Linked DNA regions of Homo sapiens: region 2 is linked to region 1. Evidence: read pairs that join two places in POLR2A ChIA-PET (ENCODE). Cell type or tissue: A673. All regions are shown on one strand. Each heading gives the region's core, and the rest is flanking DNA. Links, peaks and the distances in the headings are about the cores only.

Region 1 (5,394 bases), core at 322-5,321:
TAAGAAATAATACAAGAGAAGAGGGTGAGAGATCAAGCTGTAATGGTAACATTTTCATCTTAGGACATATTTCTTTAGATGATAAATTAAAACTCATAATGACAACCTCAGAAATACACAATGGAGGGTGGCCTTCTAGCTAACCTTTTTGGCCAACTGTTAATGGAGGTCAATATTCTGAGCAGCCTGAGAAATAACGAGTGAAGGCCAAACAGGTGATTTGATGCATGTAAGATAACTTCATGGCATTCAAGGCAGAAAGTCTTGATGGGAAGTTCCAAAGCAGTGTGCTTAGTTCTGATGTATTTTATTAGATTGCACATTTGTAATTACACAGAAGTTTATGATTTTTCCTTGTTCATTAAAGCTTTGAAGTGGTAATTTTACCTGTCTTACCTATGACACATGAGATTATTAACACCACTAATTTCTAGACAGTAGTAAATTAAAATCATGTTCAAAGTAATTAAGGACTCAATTAAAAATACTGACAGTGTTTGAGAAAAATGAATTTGCACTAAAAATATAACTTGTAGTTAATTGGCTTCTATTCTGTCATAAGATCAGTCATAATTTATGTGTAATCTAATATTGTAGAACATTAATACTTACAATCCCTGTACCATTCAGTATGTGTTATGTATATATACATGACATACAAACATGTATATACATACACAAACATACATACATTTACACCACAAAATTTTCTTCTTATTCAAACATGCACATGAGGAAAATGAATAAATAACCTATGTTATAGCAGAAAACAGAAAACCAGTTCGGACCTCTGAAACACTGGATAGTCCATGCCTTATAGTTTATACATGTTCTGAATGAATATGGCTGTCTTAAAGTTTTTGTTTTAAATATTTCATAACAAGTGAAGAAGCCAGCAAGACTGTCTGGTATCACAGTGACTAATCTTAAGCACCCTTGGTCTCGTAATGTGATTGTCAGGAATTACTGAGGGATAAGGGGTGGGAACAGGTGAGTGGAGGTCATTCAGCTTGAGCCTCCTTACTTGAAAAGACTTCAAAATGTGGCTGCTACTCACTGGGTAATTGGTTTAGGCAGTGAAGTGAGGCCTGGTTATATATGTCCATTTCAGACCTGCATATTTTTGTTACATTGCTTCTGATTACAGAGATTATAGCTCTGTAATCTATAAGTTAGGTCAACCCAGTCTTCCCTGAGATACAATGAAAATTCTTTGATCAACACACTATTCCTGAATACTATAAAAATGAACGTTTCAATTACAAGCACATTTCTAATGTGCAGCTGCACCATGCAAGCAACTGCTTTTTGTATATATTTTTATAGCTTTATTATGCATTTAGAATGTCTTATTTTCTGCATTTCATATTAATCTTTCCATTTTAAAATTTATGATCAACACATAATTGTACATATTTATGGGTGTACTATGTGATGTTTCAATACATGTATACATAGTGTAGTGATCAAATCAGGGTAATTAGGATATCCCTCTCCTTAAACATTTATGATTTCCTTGTGATAAGAACAGTCTTTCAATATTTCTTGTTTATGTATTTTGAATGTGTTCTTGTAAAATACACCGTGTGTTTTATTCCCTTGCTTTCAGACCATGATCTATCTTCTTTTTCTCAGACCTGTGATTTTTTAAAATTACCCAAAACACACATTTTCAGTTGCAATTTACAAAAAAGAGATAACTAATGTTCAATTACACATGAAATTAAGAAAATTAAGCAAAAAGATAATTAGTACACATAAATGGTATAGAGAATTAAAGTCTGGGGTTTCATAAAATTTCATTTTACTAATAATTTGATTACCATTCATTCAAAATCTGACATGTAATCACAGGTCGAATCTACTGTTCCCTAATTCCTCAAAAATCTAAAATTGGCCCAGGCTGCGCCAAGGGCCTGGGGACTGCAGAACCCTTCAGGGAGATGATGTGCTTCACCACTTCCTGCCTGCCATTTGATCTTCCCATGTTCCTAAACCTTTAATATTTCAAAGAATTCTTATTTCCTTCAATCCCTCTTCTTATTTGTACACAGGATGTAAAAGAGCTAATGACACCTGTTGTAATGAGCTCTCTGCAGGAGTGTCCTATGAATCTGACGGATGTGAATTCTGGGGGTAACTATGGAGTTCTAGTGACTACACAGAGACAAAGTAGGTGCATCTGCCATGTTTTTTCCTTCCAGGTACTTTTTTTTTTTTTTCTCAGAAATGTTGTTTGGAGTTGAGCACTTGATTTCAGGTCTAAAAATAATTTGTATTTTCTCTCTTTAAGATGAAAAGATCTAAGCAGATCAATGCCCTGAACTAGATAACCTTCTCCAAATTTTATATAATGTAGCATGCTGTGTGGGTAGCTCTCTTTGCTGTTAGCTGGAATCTGTTCTGGCAATGGATATGTATGCTCATTTTAATATTAGGCAAAGGCCAATGGTATATCCCACTGAGAAAGTAAACATAAAAGAAATGATGCTACACACACACACACACACACACACACACACACACACACATATATATATATTTTTTTTGAGACGGAGTGTCGCACTATCAATCACCTGGGCTTGGGGTGCAGTGGCAGGATCTCGGCTCATTGCAACCTCCACCTCCCAGGTTCAAGCAATTCTCCTGCCTCAGCCTCCCAAGTAGCTGGAATTACAGGCACCTGCCACCACGCCCAGCTAATTTTTTTGTATTTTTAATAGAGACGGGGTTTCACCATGTTGGCCAGGCTGGTCTCGAACTCCTGACCTCATGATTCGCCCACCTTGGCCTCCCAAAGTGCTGGGATTACAGGCGTGAGCCACCATGCCTGGCCAAAATGATGCTATGCTATAAAACTAAATAATTTGAAAATTCTTTTATTTAAACAAATCATATCTGTGGTTATACCCTGCCATTGATTAGAAACAATGTAATACAGAGAAGCTTGTAACAGCTAAAAAAAGAAAAAAAAGCAGTTTCATCTGTTTCAATAAATTTTTATTGAGCACCTATGTTGTCCTAGTGTTGGGAACAGAATAGAAAAGGCAGATAAAAAAATCCCTGCCCTGATGGAGTTACATTCTAGTCCTTGAGACTAAAGGTCAGACAGCAGCAAAAAAAAAGGTATACATTATAATACCTTTAGTCTGTAGAAAAACTGTTGCAACAATATTCATTGAAGCAGTTTTTAGCTAAATAATGTATCAGGTTACATGGTGATTTGACGTCTTGTTCCCTAGGTAAAGGAATGACCATGGTAACCCCAAAGCGAGAAATATTAAGAACACGAGTCAGTCACTCAAACATTTTCTAAGTGCTGACACTGAAGATATAGAAAGCAAGATATAAGGCAAGCTCTACCCTCCAGCTGCTTACAGTCTAGTGAAGGAGACAGATGAATGATATTCACACACACACACACCCCCACACACCCACCCACACACACACCATTGGGAACATGGAGAGTCTGGAGGAAATGGTGGAGTTTGGGCATAGTGAATCAGGAAAGGTGTTCCGAAAAAAAGTTAAACCTAAACTGAATCTAAAGGAATAAATGTGTAGGTACAGTCAGGTAAAACAGGGAAAAGTACGGTGTATTAGAAAAACTATTAGGAGTAAGCAAAAGACAACAGTGTGTAAACTAGAAAATGATGGTGAACGTGTGGAAATGTATGATTTGCGTTGGATAACTAGTAGAAGGGACAGGAGAGGCAAGAAGGGGCCAGATCTATCAAAAGTTTAATAATTTGCATTTTAGGAAGATAATTTTCCATCATTATGGTGGGTAGCTTTTGAGCAAGATGAATGAAAGTGGAGGAACGAAATTTGAGGCCACTGCAATAGTCAAAATAACAACAAAAAAAAAGGTCTAAAGTAGAATGGTTGTAATTATAAGAATGTGAAATATATTGGTGAGGCACAGTTGATAGAGAATGAATAACTGTATCTGGGGCAATGGGTGAACGCTGAAAATTGGCATTGACATAAAAACTTGTTACCTTATCTTCACAGTACCACACTCTTATAACTATATATAACTATATAAACCATATGTAATTTCATTCCTTAGCCAGGAGTCCCTTTTACTTGATAGCTCAGGGGACCATTAACACATATGTGTTTTGCTGCATATAAAGAAGTAAATGTCTATTTGGATACTCCTGGATTATACACTTTACCATCTATGGTCAACTTTTTACCCTTTATCTACATTACCATCACTTGGCCATTATACAACAGCAGCTCTGTGTAAGCAGAGTAAATGCAAGAAAAAATATACTTTCACATTGGAATGTTTGGCCCACACAAAAATCTAAATACGCAGGCCAAGTTTTGTTATGCTAAATCAATTCAATGAGGGTTTAAGAAATAGGTATCTTACAATCTCCAGGTAGCAAAAACAAAATTCCAGTGGGTGGTCCAATAACACAAACAGAAAGCATCATATTCAAATAGAGCTAAAGAATATCAATAGCCCCTAGACACCTTTATTGAAATGGAATCTGATTGCTAACCATGAAAATAAAACAATCTCATTCCCATTAAGAATTTTTTTAAGTGAGGATTTTATTATTAAGCAGTACCTATAATTGATATTGTAAATTTCACAAGTAGAAATCTTGAGGTGGCTCATAGTCAATGCATGTATTGTTTTTGAATTGCCTTGATTTTAACACCCTGTGGTAGGAATAATTTGCTTTCTACTTAGGAGGACTGCTTTCTGTTTCCCATTTGTAAGAGGCTTTAAGAAAAGCATAAACTCAAGTCCTAAAGCAGGCTGAGGCAACCATATCCTTAGAACACTTCTCACCACAGCGTGATTCTTCACATAGCAGGGCTTGCACACGGGCTTGTCATTGACCATCACGTATATCTCCCCAGCTAGAATGCTATCACAGTCAAAGCAGCAGAAGTGTTTCAGGTGCCAATTCTGGTTTTCTGCCTGGGTATACTCATTGCTGAATATCAGCTAGGAAGAAGATAAAAATAAAGATGGATTTTTATATAATAAGAGATTTATATCTGTAACAACATACTTTCTCAGGGTCTAAAGTTTGAAAATGATAACCTAAAGCTTGAACTTATGCTATCACTTAGTTTAGTCTAAATCAATCTTTTATATTTCTAGTCTTTCATTTGTCAACCCAATTAACACAGACAGAATGAATGATATCAGAAGTTTATTTTTTAAAACTTCTTTGGATGTAAACAGAGCAACTGCTGTTTGGTCAAGTCTTGTTGCCTTCTAGGTAAAGGGACCATATGAGGGTCTAAGAGGGCACCAGCATGCCGGTGGTCCCATAGAACATACCTCGTCACAGCCAGCACATCGGGGTTTCTCGCTGTCACAGTAATGTCTGCCACAGTATAGCTTCTCATTCTTCCAAAAAT
Region 2 (5,394 bases), core at 205-5,204, 230 kb before region 1:
GGAATTGTTGATAATTACATCACAATTACATCAGGATAATTACAATCAGCCTACACAGGGACTGTCCTAGGCATATTAGGACGTATCGCCACCCTAGCTTGATAATCGTCTTCACATCATCCTCTTCCCTTTTCAGGAGCTATGGATGGTGGATCCTCTAATGTGAGTGTTTTAAAGGAAGGGAGGTTGTTTAGATTACAGAAGGGAGAATTTCCCCCAAAAGCATGGTGTATTACAAAAAAAAATGTAAGTTTAGAGTTAGCTTTTAATTTTTTTTTTTTTTTTTTGAGGTGGAATCTTGCTCTGTTGCCCAGGCTGGAGTGCAGTGGCACGATCTCTGGTCACTGCAAGCTCCGCCTCCCGGGTTCACGCCATTCTCCTGCCTCAGCCTCCCAAGTAGCTGGGACTACAGGCGCCCACCACCATGCCAGGCTAATTTTTTGTATTGTTAGTAGAGACGGGGTTTCACCATGTTAGCCAGGATGGTCTCGATCTCCTGACTTCGTAATCCACCCGCCTCGGCCTCCCAGGTTTTAATTTCTGATCTAAAACTCAGGTATAAATTTGGTTGTTAGTCAACCTCTCTTATCGTTGGGTTCTTCAATGACAAATAGCAGAAACGTAATAATAAAAGAAAATGCTTGAGACAATGTTTATCTCTGTAATTTTCAGAAAAGATACTCAATAAATTTTAGCCTACTTAGAGGGTCAATGCTTACAAATAAGGCAACCAAAGGGAGGGGAGGGAGGGGGCCTCATACTGAATAAGGTCCAATTTGCTCATCTGAGTAATAATTCTTAATATTATACACATCTTTTACATTTTTCTGCAAGTACTGTCACATTGCTCCTAAGAACTATCTTGTGAGCAGGCCGGGTTATTGCTATTACACCCATATTAGAGACAAAAAAACTGAGGCTCAGGGAAGTTCACAGATTTGACGAAGTTTCCATGATTATTAAATGTTGAATCCAGGCTATAAACCCACATTTCTTTATACATCGTCCTGGACTCATCCAGTGAGATATCACACTTATTTGAAAGGAATTTTTCAATAATAAAATATTTAAGGTGTGTGCTTGCGTAATATAGTTGGCTTTATTTTTCTACACAGTGAGGTGCTATTGTTCTGGAAGCTCAAAGATCAAATCATGAATCTTTTATTATCTGCATATGAATTACACATTTTATGGTGATTCTCAAACAAACGTTCAATTCTGTAGTTGCTTTCCTCTGAATACTAGAAATGCCTCAGATAGTTTCCTTTCAACCCTCTTCAGTGTGAACATTCTGCAATTGGAGTGCTCATATTGTATCCAAAATGGAATTAATAATTTAAATCTGTGATTAAAAGCACACATTATTTCAAAGGCAAATAAAAAGTTAGTTGTGGGCCAATTATTGTTTAGAATTTTTCCCTACTGATTTTCTGATTGATAACACCAGAAAGTTATAATTAATTTGAGAAACTTGGATAGTCAGGACTTTGCTAGTTCTTCAACAACAAACAAAAGTGGGGGGCCGGAGAAAACAGGTGGATAGCATTCCAAATCCATGGGAGTGGCACATGCCTCTCCAAGGGGAGTGGGCTGACCCTGGAGCACCAGCCAGGGAAACAGCCACCCACATGGCTGCAGGTTCTACCCAAATAGCTGTGAAATGCCTCAAAAAATGCCAGACTAAAATCATAGAAGGAAATGTATGTAGTTTGTATGATTTGGGAGAATAAGTAAAAGTTGGAATAAATACAGAAAAATATTTAGACATATTTATGTTTCTTTTTTTAAATAACAGCTTTATTGAGCTATAATTAATCTAACATATAATTTACAAATTTGAAGTGTACAATATAGTTTTTAGTATATTCACAGAGTTGTACAATCATCAATCACCACAATAAATTTTAAAACATTTTTATTACCCCAAAAGAAATCCAGACGCATTAGCTAACATCACCCGAGCTTTCCATCTCCTCCTGTCCTAGGCAACTACTGAGCTACTTTCTGTCTGTGTAGATTTGCCTATTGTGGGCATTTTCTATAAATGAATTCATACAATATGTGGTTTATGTGACTGATGTCTTTCACTTAGCCTAATGTTTCCAAGGTTTATTGGTGAATAATATTCCTTTTTAGCAATGCTATCTGTTCATCAGTTAATGGACATTTGGTTATTTCCACTTTTGGGTTATAACAAATAATGCTGCTTTGAACATTTGTATCTATGTTTTAAAATACACACTTGTTTTCATTTCTCTTGGGTATATACCTAGGAGTGAATCATGTTAACTCTATGTTTAATCTTTTGAGGAACTGCCAGGCTGTTTTCCAAAGTGACTGCACCATTTTACATTCCTACTAGCATGTTTTCCATGTCCCCATGAATACTAGTTATTATGTGTTTTTTTAATTATAGCCATCCTAGTGTATGAGAAATGGTATTTTATTGATTTACATTTTCCTAGTCACTAGCATTTTTGTACAAGATGTTAGCCAACACATATGCCATTCAAAGAGCAACATCAGACTTCTAAGCTAAAAGTTGAATAGTTTTTAACCTAAAACATTTTCTCCACTATGAAAATTCTTATTTCATTTTATAAACTTAATATTACATAGTTATTTTTTTCCCTTGGATTTGTCATGTGGGAATGAACTTACAGTGTATTGCGCTATTAGTTATATCTTTTCTGGGGGCATGATACTCTTTTCTCCAGAAAAACTGTAGAAGATAAGGTCTGTGCCTCTTATTTATTTTGAAACCTTATCAGGATCTAATACAAAATAGAACATGTAGTTTGGGCCCAGCAAAGATTGGCTTATTGACTGGTTCAGTTAATTGCTCATTTTTGCTGGGCTGATTTAAATTGTCTTAAGAAAATAACTGAAGCAATATTGACAAAGAATAAACTTTTTTTTTTTTTTTTTTTAAGACAAAGAGTCTTGCTCTGTCTCCCAGGCTGGAGTGCAGTGGGGCCATCTCCACTCACTGCAAGCTCCGCCTCCCGGCTTCACGCCATTCTCCCGCCTCAGCCTCCCGAGTAGCTGGGACTACAGGTGCCTGCCATCACCCTTGGCTAATTTTGTTGTTGTATTTTTAGTAGAGACGGAGTTTCACAATGTTGGGCAGGATGGTCTCGATCTCCTGACCTCATGATCCGCCCGCCTCGGCCTCCCAAAGTGCTGGGATTACAGGAGTGAGCCACCGCGTCCGGCCAGACAAAGAATAACCTTTACCAGTATTTGAGTAATTGAAATTTTACCAAATCAATTTTTAATTCCTAGAGTAACAGAATCTGTTGATTAAGTGAAACAGCATCTCTAAGATAACGGAATTGGGCAATTCCCTGTGGTGGGGAGTGTGTTGCAAGGGGGCGTGTGCTGCTGTTTCAGAGAGTTATGTGGGGAGTTTTTCTCATGTCTGCCAACAGGACAAATACAATAACATCTATAGATTCTATTGGGAGATATTTGGAAGCTAACCAAAGAGCATATGAGCAAAAGTAGTTGTTTTTGTTTTTGTTGTTGTTTTGTTTTCTTTTGAGACAGAGTCTGGCTCTGTTGTCCAGGCTGGAGTGCAATGGCGTGATCTTGGCTCACTGAAAAGTAGTTTTAAGGGAATCAGTTTTCATTTGTTTGACTTCTCTATATACTCTACCAAAACTAATTTGCCAGATAACTGATCTGTGTCTGTGGTTTTCCTTTTTTTTCAAATTTGCTTCTTTCAGCCAGGCACAGTGGCTCATGCCTGTAATTTTAGTACTTTGAGAGGCCAAAGTGGGAGGATTTCTTGAAGCCAGGAGTTTGAGACCAGCTCTGACAACATAGTGAGATTCCATTTCTCCAAACAAAACAAAACAAACAAAAAATGCTGGGTGTGGTTGTGTGTACCTGTACTTCCAGGTACCCAGGAGGCTGAGGTGGGAGGATGGCTTAAGCCTAGGAGGTCAAGACTGCAGGCTCCAGACTGGGAGACAGAACAAGATGCTATCTCAAAAAAAAAAAAAAAAAAAAAGCTTGCTCCTTTCCCATTTTATACAGAAATATAAAGAATTACAAAGAAATGCAGACCCATCCTGAACTCACCATGCTGCTGTACTCGGTAGTGTAAAAGCCTCCAGGAGGAAGACGTGGGGAAAGGAGAAATTACAGTAGGACTGGCAGCAAAATCTTCTTCAATCAGAGTGCATAAGCATTACCTCTAATCCAGCTCATTAAAATAAACATTTCCAATACATTATTCTTTTTATGTTTAGCAATTTTCACCAAAATTTGTGTACTACTTATAATTTATTGATCAATTATATACTATTATTACAGTTTAAAATTTGTTTTTAATTGATAAATAAAATGTATACTACTGTTTTTAATAGTAATTACTATTATTTATTATTGTGAACTACTAATAATTAAAACAATACTCCAGAAGGAAACCTGTAATTCTTAGGTATTATTATCATAGGCAGCAAAAATTAATTTCATTTTATAGGCGTATTTTTGTGGCAGAGAAATATGCTAAGGTGATCAAAAATAATTTTAGCATTAAATATAGACTGTATAAAGAAAATGTGGCACATATGCACCATGGAACACTATGCAGCCATAAAAAAGAATGAGTTCATGTCCTTTGCAGAGTCATGGATGAAGCTGGAAATGATCATTCTTAGCAAACTAACACAAGAACAGAAAACCAAACACCGCATGTTCTCACTCGTAAGTTGAACAGTAAGAATACATGGACACAGGGAGGGGAACATCACACACCAGGGCCTGTCGGGGAGTTGGGGGCAAGGGGAGGGATAGCATTAGGAGAAATACCTAATGTAGATGATGGGTTGATGGGTGCAGCAAACCACCATGGCACATGTATACCTATGTAACAAACCTGCATGTTCTGCACATGTATCCCAGAACTTAAAGTATAATAAAAAATTACTTTAAAATAATATTCTATTATAGATTCTGCAGGAGAAATCACACAGAATAATTGTTTTGAGGAAAAAAAGGACCAAGCCAAATTTTTGACACTTGAAGAGTTGAGCATGTATTTGCTCATATGTTTGTAAAATAGATGATGATGGCATCATATTGATGTAATATTTATATTTTATTGGATATACTTAAAAGGGTAATGTTAGTATTTATAATATTCTGGAAATTTCTTTCTGTGCAGCTATTTAAACTGTGGTGAAGAAGGCATTTTATATGTCAACCTAGAAATTTACAAAGGGGCACGTTTTTCCAAACTCAGTGGATATTGAAAATAAAAAGAGAACATTGCAATGGACCAAGATAGGATACTTTCCAACCCCTCAGGTTTCTTTTCTGTTACTTACTTTTCCATTTTATGCTGTTCATTATATTAATTTTGGGCCTAATTTTATCTAAAAATCT

What was found. ChIA-PET counts read pairs that join two places held together with the same protein. Peaks named below come from ENCODE experiments on the same cell type or tissue, not always from the same donor. Only the 100,000 strongest peaks of a DNase experiment are listed, where the experiment ranks them.
Region 2: POLR2A ChIA-PET joins it to region 1 with 9 read pairs; 7 of 35 experiments call an interaction of 5 or more read pairs at or near these places.

The regions. Positions count from the first base shown.
Region 1 is chr7:116,251,896-116,257,289 of GRCh38, reverse strand. TES (testin LIM domain protein) reads right to left here. Exons shown (of 7, transcript NM_015641.4): 5 at 5,315-5,394; 6 at 4,814-4,972. It overlaps LOC124901730 (a long non-coding RNA gene), which reads left to right. Exons shown (of 4, transcript XR_007060485.1): 1 at 1-2,172. Among named protein-coding and RNA genes, the nearest start is that of TES, 44 kb to the right of the region's middle. In A673, for the core only: no CTCF peak of the experiment used is centred there; no DNase peak of the experiment used is centred there; H3K27ac peaks cover 2,216 bases.
Region 2 is chr7:116,483,826-116,489,219 of GRCh38, reverse strand. The region is part of intron 1 of CAV2-DT (CAV2 divergent transcript); the gene reads left to right. Among named protein-coding and RNA genes, the nearest start is that of CAV2-DT, 13 kb to the left of the region's middle. In A673, for the core only: no CTCF peak of the experiment used is centred there; no DNase peak of the experiment used is centred there; H3K27ac peaks cover 1,809 bases.